Linked DNA regions of Homo sapiens: region 2 is linked to region 1. A link is an interaction called in ENCODE POLR2A ChIA-PET data of the cell type or tissue named here. Cell type or tissue: IMR-90. All regions are shown on one strand. Links, peaks and the distances in the headings refer to the core of each region. The heading gives the core; the rest is flanking DNA.

What was found. ChIA-PET counts read pairs that join two places held together with the same protein. Peaks named below come from ENCODE experiments on the same cell type or tissue, not always from the same donor. Only the 100,000 strongest peaks of a DNase experiment are listed, where the experiment ranks them.
Region 2: POLR2A ChIA-PET joins it to region 1 with 6 read pairs; 4 of 35 experiments call an interaction of 5 or more read pairs at or near these places.

What each region holds. Positions count from the first base shown.
Region 1 is chr10:75,379,936-75,385,309 of GRCh38, reverse strand. It overlaps a transcript of ZNF503 not described here and the pseudogene SPA17P1. Among named protein-coding and RNA genes, the nearest start is that of ZNF503-AS2, 19 kb to the left of the region's middle. RefSeq lists an enhancer at 1,627-2,826. In IMR-90, for the core only: no CTCF peak of the experiment used is centred there; no DNase peak of the experiment used is centred there; H3K27ac peaks cover 194 bases.
Region 2 is chr10:75,270,854-75,276,227 of GRCh38, reverse strand. It overlaps the pseudogene HMGA1P5. Among named protein-coding and RNA genes, the nearest start is that of ZNF503-AS1, 23 kb to the left of the region's middle. In IMR-90, for the core only: no CTCF peak of the experiment used is centred there; no DNase peak of the experiment used is centred there.

The DNA of each region.
Region 1 (5,374 bases), core at 67-5,066:
TGAGACAGGCCAGTATCACTTTGCCCATCCCAAGAGAATGCTCCCAGCCACACAGAAGAGGGGTGACCTCGGTGACCTTCCTGTGTGTCTCCTGATTGGCCTTTCTCCAGCCATAGCAAGTCCCTCTATCCATGTTTCTGTTTCTCAGCTCACTGCCTTGCTGGCCTCCGGGTCCCTAAGATGGCCACCTCTTTGTCCCTCCCCTAGGCTCTGTCCTTGGCGTGGCCCCATAGAGAACCCCCTTAAAAGGACATTCCCAGCTCCCCATCCCTCATCTATCTCCATCTCGAGAAGGGTGGTCTGGTAGCAGAGAACTGGGAGGATAGCATGGGGTCTCAGCACCAAGGACAGAAAGGTGTCCGAGTTCCCTTTGAGCACCTTTGTGAGGAACAACATCAGACTTGGAGAGGCAGAGGGATGAAGGTCAGCGAGGAAGACTCAAGACCAATGGGTAGTCCCAGGGGGCTGGGGACAGGGAGGTAGCCAGAGGCATCACCTCCTGTGGGGACAAGAGACCTCAGAGGAAAACTGGCTCAAGAGGGAATGTGGCCCCAGTGTGGGGAGTCAGGGTTCCTCAAACTCTGAGCATGACCCCAACCAGGTGGGGGCTTTGGGGAGGTGCACAGGGCTCCATGGCCAGAGCATCATTTGGGTGCTGGGCCGCAGGGCTACAGGGCTGTGTCCCTGCTAGGGGCCTGGCTGGGTAGCTACCCAGCTAGGGGCTAGGAGTGAGGATGTGGCAAGGGAGTTGTGTCCATGTGGCACTTGCCTTGATGTAAGACTGCTACTTGACCTATCTCTGAGTGTGGCATGGGGCTATCTGTGGGGGCCTGCCTGTGATGAGGGACAAACTTACTTTTGGACAAGCCCAAGTGACACTCTATGTGTTTATGAGTGTGTGCTGGTGCCTGTGTGAGTCCATATGGGAAAGTGTGTACGAGTGTGTGTGTGTTTGTGAATTTGTATGTGATCATATATCTGAGTTCATGAGTTTATGTGTGTGGTGTGAGTCTGTGTGTGCATGTGTGAGATTATCAGTGTGTGTATGCGCATGTGTGTGTGTGTCTGCACCATCACCAGGAGGGAGGGAGAGAGGGGGGCTGGAATCCAGGGCCCTCAGTGTTCTCAGACAGGAGCGCCCACCACACAGAGCAGACCGCATCCCCTGCCCCACACCTCCCAGCACCTGAGCTGAGGCCTGACTTGGGAGCAAGCCCCACAGGCCTTCCAGTTCCCACAGGAGCCAGACTCGTCCTAAACTTCCATCACAGCTCCAGAGCACCTCCTCCTGGAGCCTCTGAGGTCTCCTAATCACCTTTGAAGAATGGACTGATGACTACACACCCTGAGAGTTCAGCACAAGGACAAGTGTCTGCCAGGGCAAGGGTCTGGCCATTGATCAAATAGCTGGCATGCTGATTGACCAATAGATCAATTAAATAGCCAACAGACTGCCAGACCAATGACTGATGGACACAGACTGGCAGCTGCCCTGGTTCAGGACAGGGTTTGTACCTGGTGTCTGTTTATCCCCACTAACTTAGCACAGGGCTGGCTCATTCAGGTTCAGTGAATGGCTGATCAATGAACAGATAGCAAATGAAATGGCGGAGTAAGAAGTATCTGAGCACCTGGCCAAGGGCAGAAGCATGTGACTGGTTAGTTGATTTAACTACCGAAGAGCTGATTGAGTGACTAAGTGACCAGGAGACTGAGCGGCTGAGTCACAAAGTGACTCCAAGATTGCCTGGGTGAGGGTATGACTGGGCGGCCCACAGAGCTCAGGAAATGCTGGGGTCTGAGGGGCAGAGATTGCAGTCACCAAGACATGTTCTGGTGGGATGACCTCTGCCCTGGTCTCCCAGGACCCTGGAGGTCTGAAAATCCTAGAAAAGAAAGCAGAAGTGGGGGGAAACTCAGGCAAGAGGAGCTGGAGCCTTAGAGGAAGAGGATTGGACCTGTGGTAGACATCAGGAGGAATGGGGGCTGAGGAGCACCCTAGAATAGAGTTTTCTGCTCAGAAAATTCTGGTTTTTCCCCAGCCCTAGATGGATGGGTGCTCTGTCAAGAGGCTGCAAGGTGTGTGCTGGGATGGGGAAGAATCCGTTTGAGAAAAATCATGAGGACTCATGTGTAAAAGCCCAACCTTCTCCCAGGTTACACAATGAGGACCATGGGCCCCTCGGGCTTCCAACCCAGTGTCCTGACATCAAGAGCAAGTCAAGAGCTGCAGCCACAGCTGAACCTTCAACCAGAGAATCCAGAGCAGTGTGTTAGGAAGCCTAGGGGAAGAAAGGCAGATATCAGTAAGAAGGATGCAGGCTGGACAGTGCTGGTCCTGAATTGCCCCGGAAGAGAGAGATCATGCATCCCTAGAACATGAGGTCAGAGGAGGAAGTAAGCTGGACCAGCGGCACCAGCTCCCAGAGAAAGAGGAGGCTCCATAGGCAGTTCTTACCAAGAGGATGTCGATTCCATTCTCCAATACCCACTACTGAATTCTGCAAGGATTTGGGAGTCTTCTTAAAGAGCTGACCCACGAGATTCTGAGAGAGCAACCAGATAATATACAGCTTTTGCAGCAGCATATTTTGACAGCTTTCCAGAGAAAAGAGAGAAAACCACTTTTGATCCAGCAGAATGGGGGACTCAGGTAGAAGACTGCTTCTAGAACAGTCATGCATTCGAGGAGCAAGAACCACCTGAGAAATGTGATCCTAAACAAGAAAACTCTCCAATATCTGGGAAGGAGAAAGAGACACCAGTCACCATCTTAGACTCTTCTGAGGAAGATAAGGAAAAAGAAGAGGTTGCTGCTGTCAAAATCCAGGCTGCCTTCTGGGGACACACAGCCAGAGAGGAGGTAAAGAGAATGGAAACAGATAGTCTCCGACATGAGGAAACAGAGGAATACAAGTTGAGGACACTGCTTTTACCTCCAGGAAACATGAAAAATAATCCAAATCCATCAGCCTTGTTGTTGTTCCCATTTTTTCCTTAGTAAGGAAGATTTGATGTTGTGAAATAACATTTGTTGCTGTTGTGAAAATCTGTCATGAGCATTTGTTTAATTAAACATACCACTGAAACATGAAAAAAAAGTATGACTCCCTCATACTTTAAGGGAGTATTTGACTACCACCATTTTGGCTCATGGCTGAACTGAATTATGGGTTTGTTTATTAGAATTAGGTTCTGTAGGCTGGGTGTGGTGGCTCAGGCCTATAATCTCAGCACTTTGGGAGGCCAAGGCAAGTGGATCACTTGAGGTCAAGAGTTCAAGACTAGCCTGGCCAACATGGTAAAACCCTGTCTCTACCAAAACAAATACAAAAATTAGTTGAGCACGGTGGCTTATGCCTGTAGTCTCAGCTACTCGGGAGGCTTAGATGGGAGAATCACTTGAACCCAGGAAGCAGAGGTTGCAGTGAGCAGAGATTGTGCCCAGCCTGAGCCACCAAGTGAGACCGTCTCAAAAAAAAAAAAAAAAAAAAAAAAAAAAAAGAATTAGGTTCTGTGGCAAGTGACAGAAAATGAAAATAACTCTTTATCCATTTGTCCCCCCACTGCACACACACATATACACACAATTGAAATCTGGAGGCAGCCCAGGATTGGCATGGCAAATTCATGAAGTTATCAGAGACTCAAAGTTCTATTTTGTTGCTCCACTATCCTCTTCACATGGTCCATACTGGTTGCATGAGTGCCAGCTATCACATCTCCCTCTCAGCCAACAGGAATAAGAAGAGAAAAGTGTACCCCTTCCCTTTAAGAACACATCCCAGGCCACACACAGTGGCTCATGCCTGTAATCCCAGAACTTTGGAAGTTTGAGGTGGGGGATTCAAAGCTAGGAGCTTGACACCAGCCTGGGCAACATAGTGAGATCTCATCTCTACAAAAATTACCAAAAAAAATTAGCCAGGCATGGTGGCGTGTGCCTGTAGTCCCAGCTACTGGGGAAGTTGAGTACGAGGATTGCTTAATCCTGGGAGGTTGAGGCTGCAGTGACCTGTGATGGCACCACTGCACTTCAGCCTAGACAACAGAGCAAGACCCTGTCTCAAAACAAAACAAAACAAAACAAACAAACAAAAATTACACACGCACATCCCAGAAGTTGCCACAACAGTTCCTCTTACATCTTATTGGCCAGAATTCGGTCACAAGACCCATCTAGCTACAAGAGAGGCTAGATAATGTAGTCTTTATTTTGTTAAAATCAATTACAAATCAGGGTTTCATTACAGGAAAAAGAAGGAATGGAGATTGGAGGGCCTGGATTTCTTTCCAGGTTGGAGTGAGCGTGTGGGATTTTCATAAAGAAACTATAATTTCAGCTGCACTGAATAATTCCCGCGAATGCCATGATGCAATTCGAGGTCTGTATGGCCACTGCCATAAGGGGATCATGATGGGTTCTTTTTAGTGGGTGCAGGCACTTGAGGGCCAAGTCTGAAGTTCAGACATAAAATTGCATGGAACTTTGAAACAATATTACCTCTTCTGCAGAATTTTCAGGGGCCACATTTTTTCCCCTTTGTCTCTTGGTATTTTAGGGACATTCTGAGCTGAGATGCAGAGAAGCCACCTTTGCTCTTTGACATGATTGCATTCTATTTCCAAAGGCGGAATCTCGAGGAAGCAGTTTCATATCCTCTTTGATTTTGCTCAGTGCAAAACCTTACTAAAGTTTCCACTCAAGACCTGGCCTCAGTGCTTCTCATTATTGCTGATCTTAAATCCTTCCCAGACAGGGCCCATTCGGGGTTATGGGCTTTAATTCTGGAGTCAGAAGCAAAAATCCTGAAAATGTGCCCTCCTCACCCTGAGTCATTAGAGCCTGCTTCAGTGGCCTATAGGTACCGTGCTGAGCTCCAGGGCCCCATTGTCTGGGTTCAAACTCCAGCTCTGTAGCTGGCTGGCTCTGTGACCTTGGGCATGTTGCTCCCTGAGCCTCAGTTTCCTCATCTGTAACATAGGATGAGAATAATGGTCCCAACTTCCCAGGGTTATGTAACTGGGGAGAACGGGACCTGGAAGGTGGTAAGCGCTCTAAACCTCTTAGGTATTCCGGAAATGAAGACAGTCATTTCAGGCCTGTGTTAAATCTGCCTCCGCAGTCTTCCAAGGGGTAAGTAGCCCTGCCTTTTCCATCTCTGTTGTTCTTCCCTCTCCCTCATGCACTGAAGGGAGAGTCTCTACTGCCAGGTCAGTCTGGGCACAGGTTTGGCATAGAGTGAGCAGGTCTGGTTCACACACTTCTATTCTAACCCATGTTACCAGACACTCTATTCCTTCCACTTCAGCCACTTCCCACCCAGAGGTGCTGAGCAGGCCATGCTGTGGGTGTGTGGCGTGCACCCCCTCC
Region 2 (5,374 bases), core at 243-5,242, 110 kb after region 1:
AGCAGTTCTCTGGCCTCAGCTCCCAGCCACCCCGCCAACCCATGCACACACTTGCGCCACACCTTGCGTCCCACTTAGCCACACCCTGCCCCTCCTGCGTCCCCACGCGCATGTCGGTACGGACATTGCTCTCTGGGCTTTTGGTTTGGGGACCCCCCGCTCTGCTTCTCCACTGTTCCCTTTGGTTTCCCAGAGAGGGGCCTGGGAGGGTTCCCTGGCCTTAAAAGGAGCCCAAGCCCCTCTTATTCTGGCGTACCCTACTCCACTGCCCTGGCAGCAACAGGTGTGGCCAGTGGAGGGGGACGCTTGGCCCCCAGGATGCTCCCAGCCAACTTGTGTCTTTGTCACCACGTGGAGCTCACACCTATTTTTCTTCCTTCCCTCCTTTTGCTAGTCCCTGCACTCCTTTGCACGGCCTGCTTTGGGGTACAGAAAGGAAGGCAGGAGGGGTTTGAGCCACCTACCCTTCTTCACAGGGGCCCCAGCCCCCTTGCCCTCAGTCTGGGATCCGAGTCTCTATTGCAGTGATGCAGATGCAGGGTCACCTATTGTCCAGGTGAGGCCCAGGCTGCCTGTGGCAGCCACCTGAGGTGAGCTGGGGCTGTGCCCCAACCCTACCTGCTTCCACCACTCAGCCTGTTTCTCCCTCCTCAGATGGGGTGCCAATAACAAAGAGCTCGGCCTTCGAGAGCGCCACCCCCAGGCTCCCGTTCACAAACTACCTCTGGACAGTTGTTTTTTGTTCAGTGTTTCATTCTTAACATCTATCACGGCTGCTGCTCCCAGAACCGAATGTCCATCCTCATTACCTCTTATTCTGCTCACATTCCCCTCCCCCAAGATAGTCTTCTCAGGCAAGAGGGGCTGCATGTGTCAGGCTGCTTATGAACCACCTCAGTCCCAGGGAAGATGGGCCCGGACCCTCAGATGCTGCAGCAGAGTGACAAAGGGGACTGAACTGAACATAGCAGGTACAGGAGCTGCCTTCCCCTGTTCTGCCAGGGTGTGAGTAGGTCCCAGGCCAGGGACCCCCTCTGGTTTCCTATTTGCAGTTACTTGAATTTTTAAAATATCCTTTTCTGGAAAAAAAAAGGATACAACCACTTTGGAAAACAATTTAACAGTGTCTTTAAATGTACATCTAACAGGCTGGACATGGTGGTGCACACCTGTAATCCCAGTTTCTTGGGAGGCTGAGGCAGGAGAATCTCTTGAACCTGGGAGGCAGAGGCTGCAGTAAGCCAAGATCACACTACTGCACTCCAGCCTGAGTGACAGAGCAAGACTCCATCTCGAAAAAAAAAAAAAAAAAAAAAAAAATATATATATATATATATATAATGATCCAGTCCACTGGTAGATATTTGCCTAAGAGAAATGAAAACTTATGTTCTCACAAAGATTTGTAGATGAATGTTTATAGCAGCTTTATTTGTAATAGACAAAAACTGGGAACAACCCAAATTTCCGTCAACAGATGAATGAATAAATATGTGTGAAAAGAACAAAGTGCCAAAGAGATATTTGTACACCCATGTCCAGAGCAGCATTATTCACATAGCCAAAAAGTGGCAGCACCCCAGGTGTCCACTCACAGATAAATGGATAAGAAAAATGTGGTGTATATATATATATATAATGGAATATTATTTAGCCTTAAAAAGGAAAGAAGTTCTGACACATGCCACAGCACAGATGAACCTGGAAGGCATTATGCTAAGTGAAATAAGCCAGACACAAAAAGACAAATACTGCATGATTCCACTTTTCTGAGGGACCTAGAGTAGTCAAATTCAGAGAGACAGAAAGTAGAATGGTGGTTGCTGGGGCTGGGGGGAAGGAGGACAGTGAGTTATCATTTAATGGGTTTAATCAGTTTTGCAAGAGGAAAAGAGTTATGTGGATAAATGGTGGCAATGGTTATACAAGAGTGTGGATATATTTAAGTGTATTAGACTAGACACTTAAAATGTTAAGATGGTAAATTTTATATTATCCGTATTTTACCACAATTAGCCCTCCACTGACCAGGCACAGTGGCTCATGCCTGTAATCCCAACACTTCGGGAAGCCGAGGCAGGCGGATCACCTAAGGTTGGGAGTTCGCAACCAGCCTGACCAACATGGAGAAACCCTGTCTCTACTAAAAATACAAAATTAGCCAGGCGTGGTGGTGCATGCCTGCAATCCCAGCTACTTGGGAGGCTGAGGCAGAAGAATCGCTTGAACCTGGGAGGCGGAGGTTGTGGTGAGCCAAGATTGTGCCATTGCACTCCAGCCTGGGCAACAAGAGCAAAACTCCATCTCAAAAAAAAAAAAAAAAAAATAGCCCTCCACGGCAGACATTTATGCTGCAAATGAGTTAGAGGAAAGTTAAGAAGTATTTTACACCAAAAAAAAATTTTTTTTGGCTGCGCGTGGTGACTCACACCTGTAATCCCAGCACTTTGAGAGGCTGAGGTGGGCAAATCACTTGAGATCAGGAGTTCAAGACCAGCCTGGCCAACATGGTGAAACCCCACTCTACTAAAAATACAAAAATTAGCCAGGCAGTGGTGCATGCCTGTAATCCCAGCTACTTGGGAGGTTGAGGCAGGAGAATCATTTGAACCCAGGAGGCAGAGGTTGCAGGGTTGCAATGAGTGTAGATCACACCATTGCACTCCAGCCCGGGCGAAAAAGCAAGACTCTGTCAAAAAAAAAAAAAAAATTAAATGCCGGGGAAAAAAGAGATTTCTTAGACCCTGAAAGAACCTAGACAGCTTCCTGGAGGAGGTGTCATTTGATTGAGATTCAGGAAGGAGAATAGGATTTACCTTGAGAACAGGAATTGGGTATCCCAGGCAAAGGACAGCTTGAGCAAAGGCCAGGAGGCTGGAGTGAACACTCTCCAGCCCAATCCAACCTCCTGGGGTCAGAGAGCTGGCATCCGAGGAACACCCTGAGTTGGGGGTATGAAGTTGAGAAGTAGATGGGGCCTACCCTCGAGGGCCTCCCAGCCTCCGCTGGAGAAGAGAGACATTTGTAAACATCACTCCCAACTAAGCCAGACCCACAGCGCCACAGCTCCATCATGATGGCCACTCGGGAAGGGAGAGACTTGAGGTCAGCTCTGGACAGTCATCAAAAAATAAACATGTCCCTGGACATTCAGGAAACGCCCAGCCGAAACTGTGTCCAGGCGGGGCTGTTTGCTTATTTGTGACTTTCCTGCTTTCCATCACCCTGTCAGTGGCCACCCTACCCCCATCCTCACTCTGATGCCCAGTCCAGCCTGGCCTCAGTCATTGGCTTCAGAAAAAAACCAGTTCCTATGGCCAGACATGGTGGCTTATGCCTGTAATCCTAGCACTTTGGGAGGCTGAGGCAGGAGGATCAATTGAGCTCAGAAGTTCAAGACCAGCTTGGGCAACATAGAGAGAACTCATCTCTTAAAAATAAAAAGAAAAAGAAAACCGGTTCCTGAGAAGACAGGCAGGAGAGGAAGCAGCACAGTACGTGTGGGGTCGGTGGGTGAGTGTTGTGTCAGTGCATTTGCACACACATAGGTCTGGCCATGTGTGTGATGGAATGCAGGTGTGTTTGCCCACATGTGCAGGCATGGGTCTGTGTGTACGTGTGTGCACAAGTGTGTGTCGTACTATGGTAGGTGGGGGTCTGGATGAAGCAGTGTGGACTCTGGGCCCAGCTGGACTGGGTTGAAATCTAACTCCAACAAGTTACTTTGCCTTTCTCTGCCTCAGTTTCTACATTTGCTAAATGGAGAAAATAATATTACTGGTCTCACAGCTGTTGTAAGGATTGAAATGATTCAAGAAGGCATTTGATCAATGGTGCTGGTGCACAGAAAGTGCTTAATAAGTGTTAGCATTAACATTTGTCATGTATCCATGTGCATATGCGTGAGAGAGATGGGATGTGTATGCGTGTGTGCACACATGTGGGTTATGAGTACGGACATGTGGGCAGCTTTGCAGAGACTGCATGAGCACCTCGAGGGTACATGTGCTGGGATTCTGGAAACAGCTGCCACAAGCAGCCTGGTGCCCTCCAAGGAGCCCAGGACAACCCTCACCATAGAGGAAAGCCAGTTCTTTGGGCAGCCTCCTTCCCCGCAGCCCTCTGCCCTGAGGAGGAGGCCCCAAGCGTTGGTCTGATTTCTTCTTTCTTTGGGCTGCTCAAGTCTTTTGTTGTCTTTCCATTTCCTCAGGCTGCAAGAGTGTGGAGATTTTTTTCTATCAAAGGCCAGTGACCTCCAAAAGAAATCAAGCAGGGGTTATATGCAAAAATCAACTTAATCTGGGGTCTGTTTTTCCTTGAAAAATAACAAAGGAACTCAACTCCTCTGCTTTTTAAATCAAGAACAGTAAATGGCACCAATGCTTAAAAAAAAAAAAGTTCTCATATTATATATTATGTGAAATTGCTTTATAAAGGGTAAAGCACTTTACAGATGTGAGGAAGTCTTATCCTTTCAGAGGCAAAGCGCACCCCACCAGGGCAAGGGAGGAGCCAGTAAAGGGGGAAAGAGAGATTAAAAGGAAAAGCCATCAGCCTGGTACTGGGTGGTTCGTCGGGTATCCAACCTTCAATACTGATAAACAGACAACCATGTTGAACTGCTCTGATTCACAAACCTTTAGAATTTAAATTCTAGATGGGGGGCCGGGCGTGGTGGCTCACGCCTGTAATCCCAGCACTTTGAGAGGCCGAGGCAGGCAGATCACGAGGTCAGGAGATTGAGACCATCCTGGCTAACATGGTGAAACCTCGTCTCTACTAAAAATACAAAAAATTAGCCGGGTGAGGTGGCGGGTGCCTGTAGTCCCAGCTACTTGGGAGGCTGAGGCAGGAGACTGGCGTGAACCCGGGGGGCGGAGCCTGCAGTGAGCCAAGATCACGCCACTGCACTCCAGCCTGGGCGACAGAGCGAGACTCCATCTCAAACAAAAAAAAAAAAAAAAAAAGAATTTAAATTCTAGATGGAAACACAGTGGGCTTTGGACTCAGGCTGGCCTGGATTCAAGTCCCAGCTTTGCTGTCACCAGCAAGGCCACTGCATTAAACACTGTGTCCCTGGAGTTGTGCAACCCAGGGACCCGCTGACCAGTTATGTGAATTGAGCTGTAGTTGGATCAGTGGTGACCCCCACAAAAGATATGTCTGTGTCCTAATCCCAGAACCTGTGAATATTACCTTCTATGGTGAAAGATGCGAATAATCAAATGACTTAAGAAGAGTTTATCCTGGTTTATCTATGTGGTTCGTAAATACAATGACAAGTGTCCTTATGAGAGGAGGCAGAGAACAATTGGAGACAGACAAGAAGAGAAGACGTGGACACACAGAGGAGAAGGTGATGTGAAGACAGAGG